Linked DNA regions of Homo sapiens: region 1 is linked to region 2. A link is a loop called in an ENCODE intact Hi-C map of the cell type or tissue named here. Cell type or tissue: mammary epithelial cell. All regions are shown on one strand. Links, peaks and the distances in the headings refer to the core of each region. The heading gives the core; the rest is flanking DNA. Region 1 overlaps RANGAP1 (Ran GTPase activating protein 1). Region 2 holds the start of L3MBTL2-AS1 (L3MBTL2 antisense RNA 1).

Evidence for each region. A loop is a pair of places that touch in the nucleus more often than their neighbours do. Peaks named below come from ENCODE experiments on the same cell type or tissue, not always from the same donor. Only the 100,000 strongest peaks of a DNase experiment are listed, where the experiment ranks them.
Region 1: a loop joins it to region 2, with 2.3 times the contacts of the local background. A loop is called at or near these places in 16 of 110 quality-filtered maps.

Annotation. Positions count from the first base shown.
Region 1 is chr22:41,278,000-41,283,368 of GRCh38, forward strand. It overlaps RANGAP1 (Ran GTPase activating protein 1), which reads right to left. Exons shown (of 16, transcript NM_002883.4): 2 at 2,934-3,083. The coding sequence starts at 3,045. Among named protein-coding and RNA genes, the nearest start is that of RANGAP1, 5.5 kb to the right of the region's middle. In mammary epithelial cell, for the core only: no CTCF peak of the experiment used is centred there; a DNase peak (open chromatin) is centred at 2,252; H3K27ac peaks cover 552 bases.
Region 2 is chr22:41,214,909-41,220,277 of GRCh38, forward strand. L3MBTL2 (L3MBTL histone methyl-lysine binding protein 2) reads left to right here. Exons shown (of 17, transcript NM_031488.5): 4 at 1,231-1,354; 5 at 2,215-2,294; 6 at 4,511-4,628. It overlaps L3MBTL2-AS1 (L3MBTL2 antisense RNA 1), which reads right to left and starts at 2,719. Exons shown (of 3, transcript NR_148200.1): 1 at 2,124-2,719. RefSeq lists enhancers at 2,893-3,590, 3,591-4,287. In mammary epithelial cell, for the core only: no CTCF peak of the experiment used is centred there; no DNase peak of the experiment used is centred there; H3K27ac peaks cover 581 bases.

The DNA of each region.
Region 1 (5,369 bases), core at 118-5,117, 63 kb after region 2:
AAGTTAACTGGATGGATTTCAGAGCCAGCCAAACTTGAGTTTTTTTTTTTTTTTTTTGAGATAGTCTCGTTCTGTCACCGAGGCTGGAGTACAGTGGTGCCATCTCGGCTCACTGCAACCTCCGCCTCCCGGGTTCAAGCGATTCTCCTGCCTCAGCCTCCGGAGAGTAGCTGGGATTACAGGTGTCCACCACCACGCCCGGCTAATTTTTGTATTTGTAGTAAAGACAGGGTTTCTCCATGTTGGCCAGGCTGGTCTGGAATTCCTGACCTCAGGTGATCTGCCCACCTCGGCCTCCCAAAGTGCTGGGATTACAGGCGTGAGCCACCGCACCTGGCCCAAACTTGAGTTCTAATCCCAGCTCTACTCATTAAAGCTGTGCCCTTAGGCATGTCATACCACCTCCCTAAACCTCAGTTTTCCAATCTGCAAAATGGAAATGCAATCTATCTCAAAGGATTTTGTGAAGATAAACTGAGATACTATTTATCTGGCACTTAATACCCTTATCTGACACGGTGTTCAATAAATGGCATTTGCCATCAAATCTCTGTTTCCTAAACGGAGCTCAATGTCTAATTAGAAGCACAGGAATAGGGATTTCACTGAACCTCTGTGAAAATCCTAGCTCTGCTATTTATCAAATGTGTGACCTTGGTCAAGTTACTTAAAGTCTCCTAAATTCCTTTTTCTCATTTATAAAACAGCAACATTCCAATCTATCTCCCACAAGGGTGACGCAAGCATCAAAAGTGATAAACGAGGTCAAAGTGGGCGGATCACCTGAGGTCAAGAATTCAAAACCAGCCTGGCCAACATGGCAAAACCCCGTCTCTACTAAAAATACAAAAATAAGGGGCCGGGCACGGTGGCTCACGCCTGTAATCCCAACACTTTGGGAGGCCGAGGTGAGAGGATCATGAGGTCAGGAGATCGAGACCATCTTGGCTAACTAACACGGTGAAACCCCGTCTCTACTAAAAATACAAAAAAATTAGCCGGGCGTGGTGGCGGGCGCCTGTAGTCCCAGCTACTCAGGAGGATGAGGTGGGAGAATGACATGAACCCAGGAGGCGGAGCCTGCAGTGAGCCAACATCATGCCAGTGCACTCCAGCCTGGGTAACAGAGCGAGACTCCGTCTCAAAAAAAATAATAATAATAAAAATACAAACACAAAAATAGGCTGAAGGCCAGACACAGTGGCTCACGCCTGTTATCCCAGTACTTTGGGGGCTGAGGCGGGCGAATCACCTGAGGTCAGGAGTTCTAGACCAGCCTGTCCAACATGGTAAAACCCCATCCCTACTAAAATACAAAAAATTAGCGGAGCATGGTGGTGGGTGCTTATAGTCCTAGCTACTCAGGAGGCTGAGGCAGGAGAATGGCGTGAACCAGGGAGGCAGAGCTTACAGTGAGCCGAGATTGCACCACTGCACTCCAGCCTGGGTGACAGAGCACGACTCCATCTCAAAAAAAAAACAAAAAGAAAAGAAAATTAGCTGGGCATGGTTGTACACACCTGTAGTCCCAGCTACCCAGGAGGCTGAGGCATGAGAATTGCCTGAACCCAGGCAGAGGTTAAAGTGAGCTGAGATTGCACCACCACACTCCAGCCTGGGCAACAGAGCAAGACTATGTCTCAAAAAAAAAAATTAGCCAGGCGTGATGGTGTGAGCCTGCAGTCCCAGCTATTTGGGAGGCTGAGGCAGGAGAATCGCTTGAACCTGGGAGACAGAAGTTGCAATGAGCCAACATCGCACCACTACACTCCAGCCTGGGTGGCAGAGTGAGACTCATCTCAAAAAAAAAAAAAAAAGCCGGGCACAGTGGCTCACGCCTGTAATCCGAACACTTTGGGAGGCCAAGGTGGGCAGATCACCTGAGATGAGGAGTTCGAGAGCATCCTGACCAATATGGCAAAACCCTATCTCTACTAAAAATACAAAAATTAGCCGGGTGTGGTGGTGGGCGCCTGTAATCCCAGCTACTCAGGAGGCTGAGGCAGGAGAACTGCTCGAACCCGTGAGGCAGAGGTTTGCAGTGAGCTGAGATCGTGCCACTGCACTCTAGCCTGGGTGACAGAGACTCCATCTCAAAAAAAAAAAGTGATAAATGCACAGGGAGGAAGTCTATAAACGTTAGACCTTATGGAGATGTTAGGAACATGCATCAGCACGCTCCCAGCTACCCAAGGACTCAAGCAGCCTCCGACCTGGAGAGGAGAACAAGGCTGCCTACACAACATGACAACCAGGCATGTCCAGACCAGTTCCCCTGGTTGGGCCAGAATCCCAGGAGGCCTCACTTGATGCAGGTGCCTTCACTTGCAGGTGCCAGGTGATTCAGGGTTGGTCAGTGGCAGCCAAGCCTTGACAAGGGATGAAAAGACAGGGTCTGCTCTCTGGTTCCTAGTTTTCTGTGGTTGCAATACCTGTATACACACAGACAGCCATCCCTCTCCCAGGTACATCTGGTTGCATGAACCAGCATCTCCCAAGAGGGCCCAGGTTGTTTTAATGCAGCTCCACCAGAGCCTCAGCTCTGGGGAAAGCTGCAGCTATTCCCAGGCCTGCCTGGGATCATGGGGGTTAAGGGCAAGGGTGGGGACAACACCGGATATTAAGTCAGAGTCAGAGGCTGTATCTTGGGACTGGCACTAACTGTGGCCCCTCATTACCTATCATCCCCTCCTGAGAAAGAAAGGGCAGGGCACAAAGGGATGCCCAATACAAACATGGAAAGTGCAGGGGAGCTTGCTCCTGGGCAAATGATCTCTGAGCCTCATTGTTAGAATAGGCCCAATGATACCTCACAGAGCTGCTGGGACAAATAATGGAGACAATGTAGCAGAAAGAGCCTGACAACCAGTAAGAGTTCAGTACACTCCCTCTCCTCCCCTGGACACACCAGTGCACAACTTCCAGAAACTCACCATCTTCTGCAGTGTTGAGTTTGAGGCTCTTGCCTTTGAAACTCAGCTGTCCCCCGGCCACCTGAGTCTTGGCAAGTGTCTCTGCCAGCTTGGCAATGTCTTCCGAGGCCATGTTGACTAGGCTGGTGGGCTCCCCTGGAGATCTGCAGACTGAGGAGGCCAAAGTTGCAGTAAGAAAAAGGAGTCTCCTGGGGCCCCTGGTTGGGGGCAGGGTAGGACATCAGCCATCTCAGGAGTCTGACCCTACCTCCCCTGCTATGGAGACCCTAGAGATAAATCACTGGAAGAAAGGAAAACAGCATCAGAGAAGGAACAGTTCTAGAAGGTGCAGGAGGTAGTAAAAGAACAGAAAAATCATGTCTTAGCCTATAAGAAGCTACCATCTCATTACAAGTCCTCCTCTGCTAAACTGCCGCAGCTGGACACCCAGCAACACCATGTGAGCTGCCCATTTCCTGGGCCCCTTCAGTGAATGGCAGTCAAGTCCCAAACCAAAGGCTGCAGAGTCTGGCCCAAGCACACACCTGCTTGAGCATCTTGGCTGTTCTCTGTTTGAGGGTCCCATTCCTCAAACAGGACACAGATGGCTATGGGATCCAGATCATTCATCCCAGAGAATGCCCCACCACCCACGCTGGCATGACTCTGGGGTGGGGCACAGGGGTCAGCCCCACTGCACGTCTGGTTTCAACCGTGGCCGGGAGACTGGGCAGGCCACAATGGCCCCTCAGGGGTTTCTAGATCAGAGATCGCCACATCACAACAGCTACCATCATAATAGGACAGGGACAGGGCTGCTACCTATGAAGCCCTACTATACTCAAGTCTACCAGAAGATTTGGGTAGAAATGGGGTTGATAAGCCTCACTATTTATAAAATCAGGAGTGCTGGTAAAAGAAGTAAAGCTGGCCAGGTACAGTGGCTCACACCTGTAATCCCAGCACATTGGGAAGCTGTGATGGGAAGATCGCTTGAGCCCAGCAGCTCAAGACCAGTCTGGGCAACATGGCAAAATCCCATCTCTACTAAAAATAAATACAATTAGCAGGGTATGGTGGTGTGCACCAGTAATCCCAGCCACTGGGGAGGCTGAGGTGGGAGGATTGATTGAGCCCCGGAGACAGAGGCTACAGTGAGCCATGATCTCACCACTGCACTCTAGCCTGGGTGACAGAGTAAAACCCTGTCTCAAAAAAATAAAAATAAAAATAAAAATTAGCTGGGTGTGGTGGCACGTGCCTGTAGTCAGTCCCAGCTACTGGAGAGGCTGAGGCAGGAGGATCATTTGAGCCCAGGAGTTCAAAGCTGCAGTAAGCTATGACTGCCACTGCACTCCAGCCTGGGCAACAGCGGGAGGCTCTATCTCTAAAAGTAACTAAATAAATGAAAGAATTTTTTTTTTTTGAGACGGAGTCTCGCTCAGTCGCCCAGGCTGGAGCACAGTGGCGCCATCTGGGCTCACTGCAAGCTCCGCCTCCAAGGTTCATGTCATTCTCCTGCCTCAGCCTCCTGAGTAGCTGGGATTACAGGCACCCACCACCATGTCCAGCTAATTTTTTTGTATTTTTAGTAGAGACAGGGTTTCACCGTGTGTTAGCCAGGATGGTCTCGATCTCCTGACCTCGTGATCCACTCGCCTCAGCCTCCCAAAGTGCTGGGATTACACGCATGAGCCACCACGCTTGGCCAATAAATGAAAATTTTTAAAACAAGTAAAGCTTTGAGAACTCCTGCGCCTGCTCATGGTACTCCAGCTTTACTTGGAGTACATGTGAGATTAAATGTCTCAATGTGTACTGCCTATAAATTGAAGCCAGCTATATTAGACAGGAACGTGGAACATCACTACATACCTGAATAGTGTTTACTTTGTGGTATGAATAAACGTATCTGTGAGATGCTCCAAAAAAAGAAAAGAAACAGCAAGTAATCAGGAGAGACCAAGGAAGCAGATATGAGGGGCAGAACTAGGGGGTGCTATCCGAAAGGCCTCCTCCTACAACCTCCTCATTCTCAGATACAGTTGTGATACCCTGAATCCTCCCACCCCTAGGCTTCCTCTGGGTTCTAACTTATAACCCTGGTTTGTCTGCCTTTATCAATAAGCATGAATTATTATCCTGGGTAAGGTGTCCACTCATTCATTCAAAAACACATTGATTACTACTGTGTGCTGGATGTTGTTCCAGGTCAGCAGTATAGCAGTAAAGGAAGCATAAACCCTGACCTCTTGAAGCATATGTTCTAAATGACACATTTAGTATGTGATTTAAAAAAAAAAGGGGGGGGTTGGGGGGCCGGGAGTGGTGGTTCACGGCTGTAATCTCAGCACTTTGGGAGACCGAGGCAGGTGGATCACGAGGTCAGGAGTTCAAGACCAGCCAGGCCAACATGGTGAAACCCCGTCTCTACTAAAAATACAAAAATTAGCTGGG
Region 2 (5,369 bases), core at 118-5,117:
GCTGAGGCAGGAGAATCGCTTGAACTTGGGAGGTGGAGGTTGCAGTGAGCCGAGATCGTGCCACTGCACTCCAGCCTGGGGGGAAAATATTATGTAAAATATATTGATGCTTGGGTCCTACTCCGAAAGGTTCTGATTTAACTGGGATGGTGTGTAGCCTGGACAGAGATTGGAAGAGCTCCCAGGTGATCCTAATGTGCAGCGAAGTTTGAGCACCACCGATGTTTATTAGAAATTGCTGTGTCCCAGATCCTTCTGCTTACTGCTTCATACACTGTCGCCTTTGTGAGACAATTACCATTGTTTCCCCATTTTGTAGATTTTACTTAAGGCACCGAAAGATCCCTCTCTTCCGAGAGCTAAGAATAATATTGGTAATATTAATAGCTATGGTTTGGGAGTACTTGCTAAGGGCTTGACATTCTCAGTCCAATTAACGATCTTAAAAAATTTGATTTTTAAAAAAATTCCTTTTTATAAAGGCTCAGAAATTTTAGTAACTTACTTAAAGGTATACAACTAAAAACTGTAGAACTGGGATTTGCCCTGTAGGTTTGTTTGGGACTTAAACCCAGATTTCTGCTTCACTGATCTCTTTAGTAAATTCCTGGCCTTCCTGTTCAGTACTTAAGTTACAAAATACAGACCAGATCAGTGGCCATTCCCTTTGGAAAGGGAGGACCCCCTTTGAGTACCTAATGAAAGCTGTGGGTCCTCTCCCAAACATTCGCCTATGTGGACCCTCTCCCGAACATTCGCCTATGTGGACCCTCTCCCGAACATTCGCCTATGTGGACCCTCTCCCGAACATTCGCCTATGTGGACCCTCTCCCAAACATTCGCGTATGTACAGAAGGTTGCCTCCCAGTTCATGAGCGTTTCTGGGCCCCTGTGAGGCCCATTCTTTGCTTTGGATCTATCAGTAGCGACACTGGAGGAAGGAGATGACTGAGACTTGAATCTGGGAGGACAGAAAGGCTTAAAAGATAGAACATGGGTCTCTCCCTGCTCTGCAGCACTGCCTAGCACCCCCTAGCACCCCCGACGCTTCCCCACAACCACCCCCTGAGCTCAGGATTGTTATTGTCATCACTGTTTCACACATGAAGAAACTGAAGCCCAAAAGAGGTTAAGTCACTGGCCCAAGCCCAGGACTTCAACTTGGCGGCCCAAATCCAGACTCATGATCCCAGCCGCCAGGCTACACATAGCCTCTGTCCTCCTCTCCAGGGAAAACCACCGACCAAAAAAGCCAAAGTCCTGCACAAGGCTGCCTGGTCTGCCAAAATTGGAGCCTTCCTCCACTCTCAAGGGACAGGACAGCTGGCAGATGGGACACCAACAGGACAAGACGGTAAGATAGCAGAGGGCCCTGCTTAGGAAGCTGCCGTGGCTGGGGAGGAGACTGGGTTTGGGGTGGCCTTTCCTAGGAATGAAGACTGGGCAAACCGGCCAGGTAGAAAGTGCCCTAAGTCAGGGTCACTGCGGATTGCATCTTCCTCACCTGTTGGGTATTGTGGAAATTACCCAGAAAAATGCCTTCAAACACCCTTAAATTATCAGGACTCCTACCCATGATAATTCAAAAGCCAAGAATTGGCTGTTTTTGTTTCTCTTTGCTTTTATCCTTTTGGTTTCTGTTTCCCTGGGGCAACGAAGGCCCAGATATGGTTTGAAGGCAGGTTTGGAGAGGGGTGGTGGGATAAGGAAAGGAGCCTCTCTCTGAGTGTGTAGCAATTGCTAAGCAAGTTAAATGTATGCATAAAGCAACTCTGCTATCATTGTTCTGAGTTTCTAACTGAAATTGAGCTCAGCAGGCCGGAGCTCAGTTGGAGGGGCCCTGGTGTGTGCGCACCCCCTCCCCCACATTTAGATTGGGTGTGGCCAATCAGGTTCAGGGCGGAGGGAGGAATTTAAGCCCAGGGATATTTCAGTTTTCCCCTTTGGGGGAAGAAGGGCGAGAAATTTCCCTTTGAATGTTCCTCTACTCCTGAGAGTCTTGCCACCTTTCAATTCAGTCCTCAACAGTGGTCCCTCATGGCCACTGGTGGATCAGGTATGGGAGTGAAGGAGGGTGTCGTGGGCAGCGCTGTGAGAGGGGCTGCTGGGGGTGGGGGACCTACCTCTGCAGGTCCCACAGGGCCCTTGGGGTCCAGGCTCCTGGAGTGGCTGCTGCGCAGGCTCCTAGTCTGACTCGTCCTCTCTGCTCTGCAGCTCTGGTCTTGGGCTTCGACTGGGGGAAGTTCCTGAAGGATCACAGTTACAAGGCTGCTCCCGTCAGCTGTTTCAAGCACGTGAGTGCCCTGGAGCTGAGGGAGGGAGGCCGGGGAGCCGGGCCTGGAGCTGCTCCTCCACCTGCTTCACCAGGGCGGCTTCAGGCTGGACAGTGACAGTGGGGAGGTCTGGGCAGGAGACGGATGGCGTTACCACTCGCTCCATTTCATGTTTATGTCAAAAAAATCCTCCTACAAACACTTCTATCACCTGCTTGGCTTCACTCCCGGTCTGAAGCCCTTCAGTTTATTTACATGATGGAACTTGGTGCTAGCTGATGTCGAAGGGTCTTTGCAGTCTGAAACCCTTCTCTCCTTTCTCCCCCATTTGCAGCATTTTCCCATGGAAAGCAGGGTGCTTCTGTAGCTGGCCTGGGCCCCGTGGGCCCCGAGAGGCAGATGTGGATGCTCCTGGAGCCACTTCTGTAAAAGGCTCCTCGATGCGGATCATGTAAAAGCCAGAACGAAGGGCAAGGCCCTTAGGGGCGGGGCTTGAGCGCAAGAACCGAATATCCAGCAGCTGTGACGTGTGGAGCCTGCAGGCCGGGAGAGCAGAGCCCACAACAGCACTCTTGTTTTGTCTTCACACCACGTCCCTAAGCTCCGGGAAATCCAGGAGGAGGCCTCTTTAGTCTTGAGGAAGTAGGGAGTCTTTTACCCAGAGTAAGCCACTTCCTCTCCTCCTTTCAGAACTGCCACTGAACTCTGGGGAGTGCCCTGAACAATGACAGCTGCTTCTTGACTCAGCTAACTCACTCCTCTCGTCTCTGAATGGCTAATGAAGGTGCACCTCCTTCCTGCTGGAGGGGGAGCCTCTTTTTTGCCCTGAATTCTCTAATAGTTTCAGCATTTTCATTTCCAGGGAGTTGCATCATCCTTGTGTCTAACACATATAATCCAATTTGCTTTGTAAAAAGCCTGCCCCTGCGTGCCTGGGCTAGCGCAACTGTGTCCGGGTTCTGTGATGAACTAAACTCAAGTGACCAGGGAGATGGAATGGGATACCTCAACTGGCTGAAGCCAGGGCTGAGAATAAAAAAGGTGAATTTGGCCAGGCGCAGTGGCTTACCCCTATAATCCCAGCACTTTGGGAGGCCGAGGCGGGTGGATCACCTGAGGTGAGGAGTTCGAGACCAGCCTGGCCAACATGGTGAAACCCCATCTCTACTAAAAATACAAAAATTAGCTGGAAGTGGTGGCAGGCACCTGTAATCCCAGCTACTTGGGAGGCCGAGACAGGAGAATCCCTTGAACCTGAGAGGCGGAGGTTGTAATGAGCTGAGATTGCGCCACTGCACTCCAGCCTGGGTGACGGAGCAAGACTCTAAAAAAAGTGATTCTCCCAAAGGAGAATCAAAAGTACCATTGGCAGGAAAGTGAGGATTAGGTACTGGGAAGGCAACTGAAACAGTCCAGTGCTGTCCTGGGGCACTTTATTTTATTTTATTTATTTTTTCGATATGGGAGTTTCACTCTTGTTGCCCAGAGCTGGAGTGCAATGGCACTATCTCAGCTCACAGCAGCCTCCCCCTCCCAGGTTCAAGCGATTCTCCTGCCTCAGCCTCCGGAGTAGCTGGGATTACAGGCATGTGCCACCACCACGCCCGGCTAATTTTGTATTTTTAGTAGAGACATGGATTCTCCATGTTGGTCAGGCTGGTCTCGAACTCCCAGCCTCAGGTGATCCGCCCGTCTCGGCCTCCCAAAGTGCTGGGATTACAGGCGTGAGCCACCATGCCTGGCCCCCTGGAGCATTTCAGTAGGAGGGGAGGTAGAGAGTAAACTTGCAGGTGGATGGCTGTGTGTAAACAAGGGGGTCATAATGCCCACAGCCCAGGTTTGTATGATGATTGAAGGAAAGTATATTTGTGCTAATATCAGCGCCCTGCCATTGCTCGGGCTGGCACAGGGACGAAGGGATCGAGGCTCACCAAGGCATCATGTGCCCAAAATGATACAGTAAGAAACCAGTCCTATAAAGATTTTAGGACTCGGTTCTGTCTGACTCTGGGTCTCTAGCCATCACCCTGCATCCCACCACCTCCACCTCTACTCCCGGCTTAGCTCTTCAAGGACAGGAGACCTCATCTCTTTATCTCTAGTAGCTGGTTCTGCACACAGTGGGTGATGTGAAAAGTTGAGGTGCAAACGAGGACTTGACTGAGGCCGTGAGGCAGTCTGTCTCCCCTGCTAGCACAGTTAGCTCACTCTCTCGGTACACTCTCATCGCCACACAGGTCCCACTCTATGACCAGTGGGAGGATGTGATGAAAGGGATGAAGGTGGAGGTGCTCAACAGTGATGCTGTGCTCCCCAGCCGGGTGTACTGGATCGCCTCTGTCATCCAGACAGCAGGTGAGTGTTTGGCCAGGGCAGGGCCAGGGATGTGTCTGCAGAGTGACATCTCTAGATGGGTGAACAGTGTTGTAGGCAGGAGTTGGCTTCATAAAACAAAAATCCCACCCACTGGAATTTTTGCCCCACTTCTAAGGATTCTTTTACCGGAGAAGGGAACACAGAGCTTGGCAGGCTTGGAAACCCCAAATTTTTTTGTTTGTTTTTGTTATTTTGTTTTTTTTAGATGGTGTCTTGCTCTGTCACCCAGGCTGGAGTACGGTGGCACGATCTCGGCTCACTGCAACCTCCACCTCCTGGGTTCAAGCGATTCTCCTGCCTCAGCCTCCCGAATAGCTGGGACTACAGGCCACCTGGCCACCACACACGGCTAATGTTTGTATTTTTAGTAGAGACGGGGTTTCACTATCTTGGCCAGGCTGGTCTCAAACTCCTGACCTCAGGTGATCCTCTGCATCCCAAAGTGCTGGGATTATAGGCGTGAGCCACCGTGCCTGGCTGGAAACCCCAATTTTTAAAGTTTGTTCCAGGGCCAGGTTTCGTGGCTCACACCTCTAATCCCAGCACTTTGGAGGCAGAGGCAGGAGGATTGTTTGAGCTCAGGAGTTCGAGACCAGACGGGGCAATATAGTGAGATACTGTCTCTATAAAAAATGAAAAAATTTAAAAAGTAAAATTCATTCCAAGGATGATCAGGTTATAGAGAATTAACTCTCAGCACCATTCCATAATGCTTTCCGA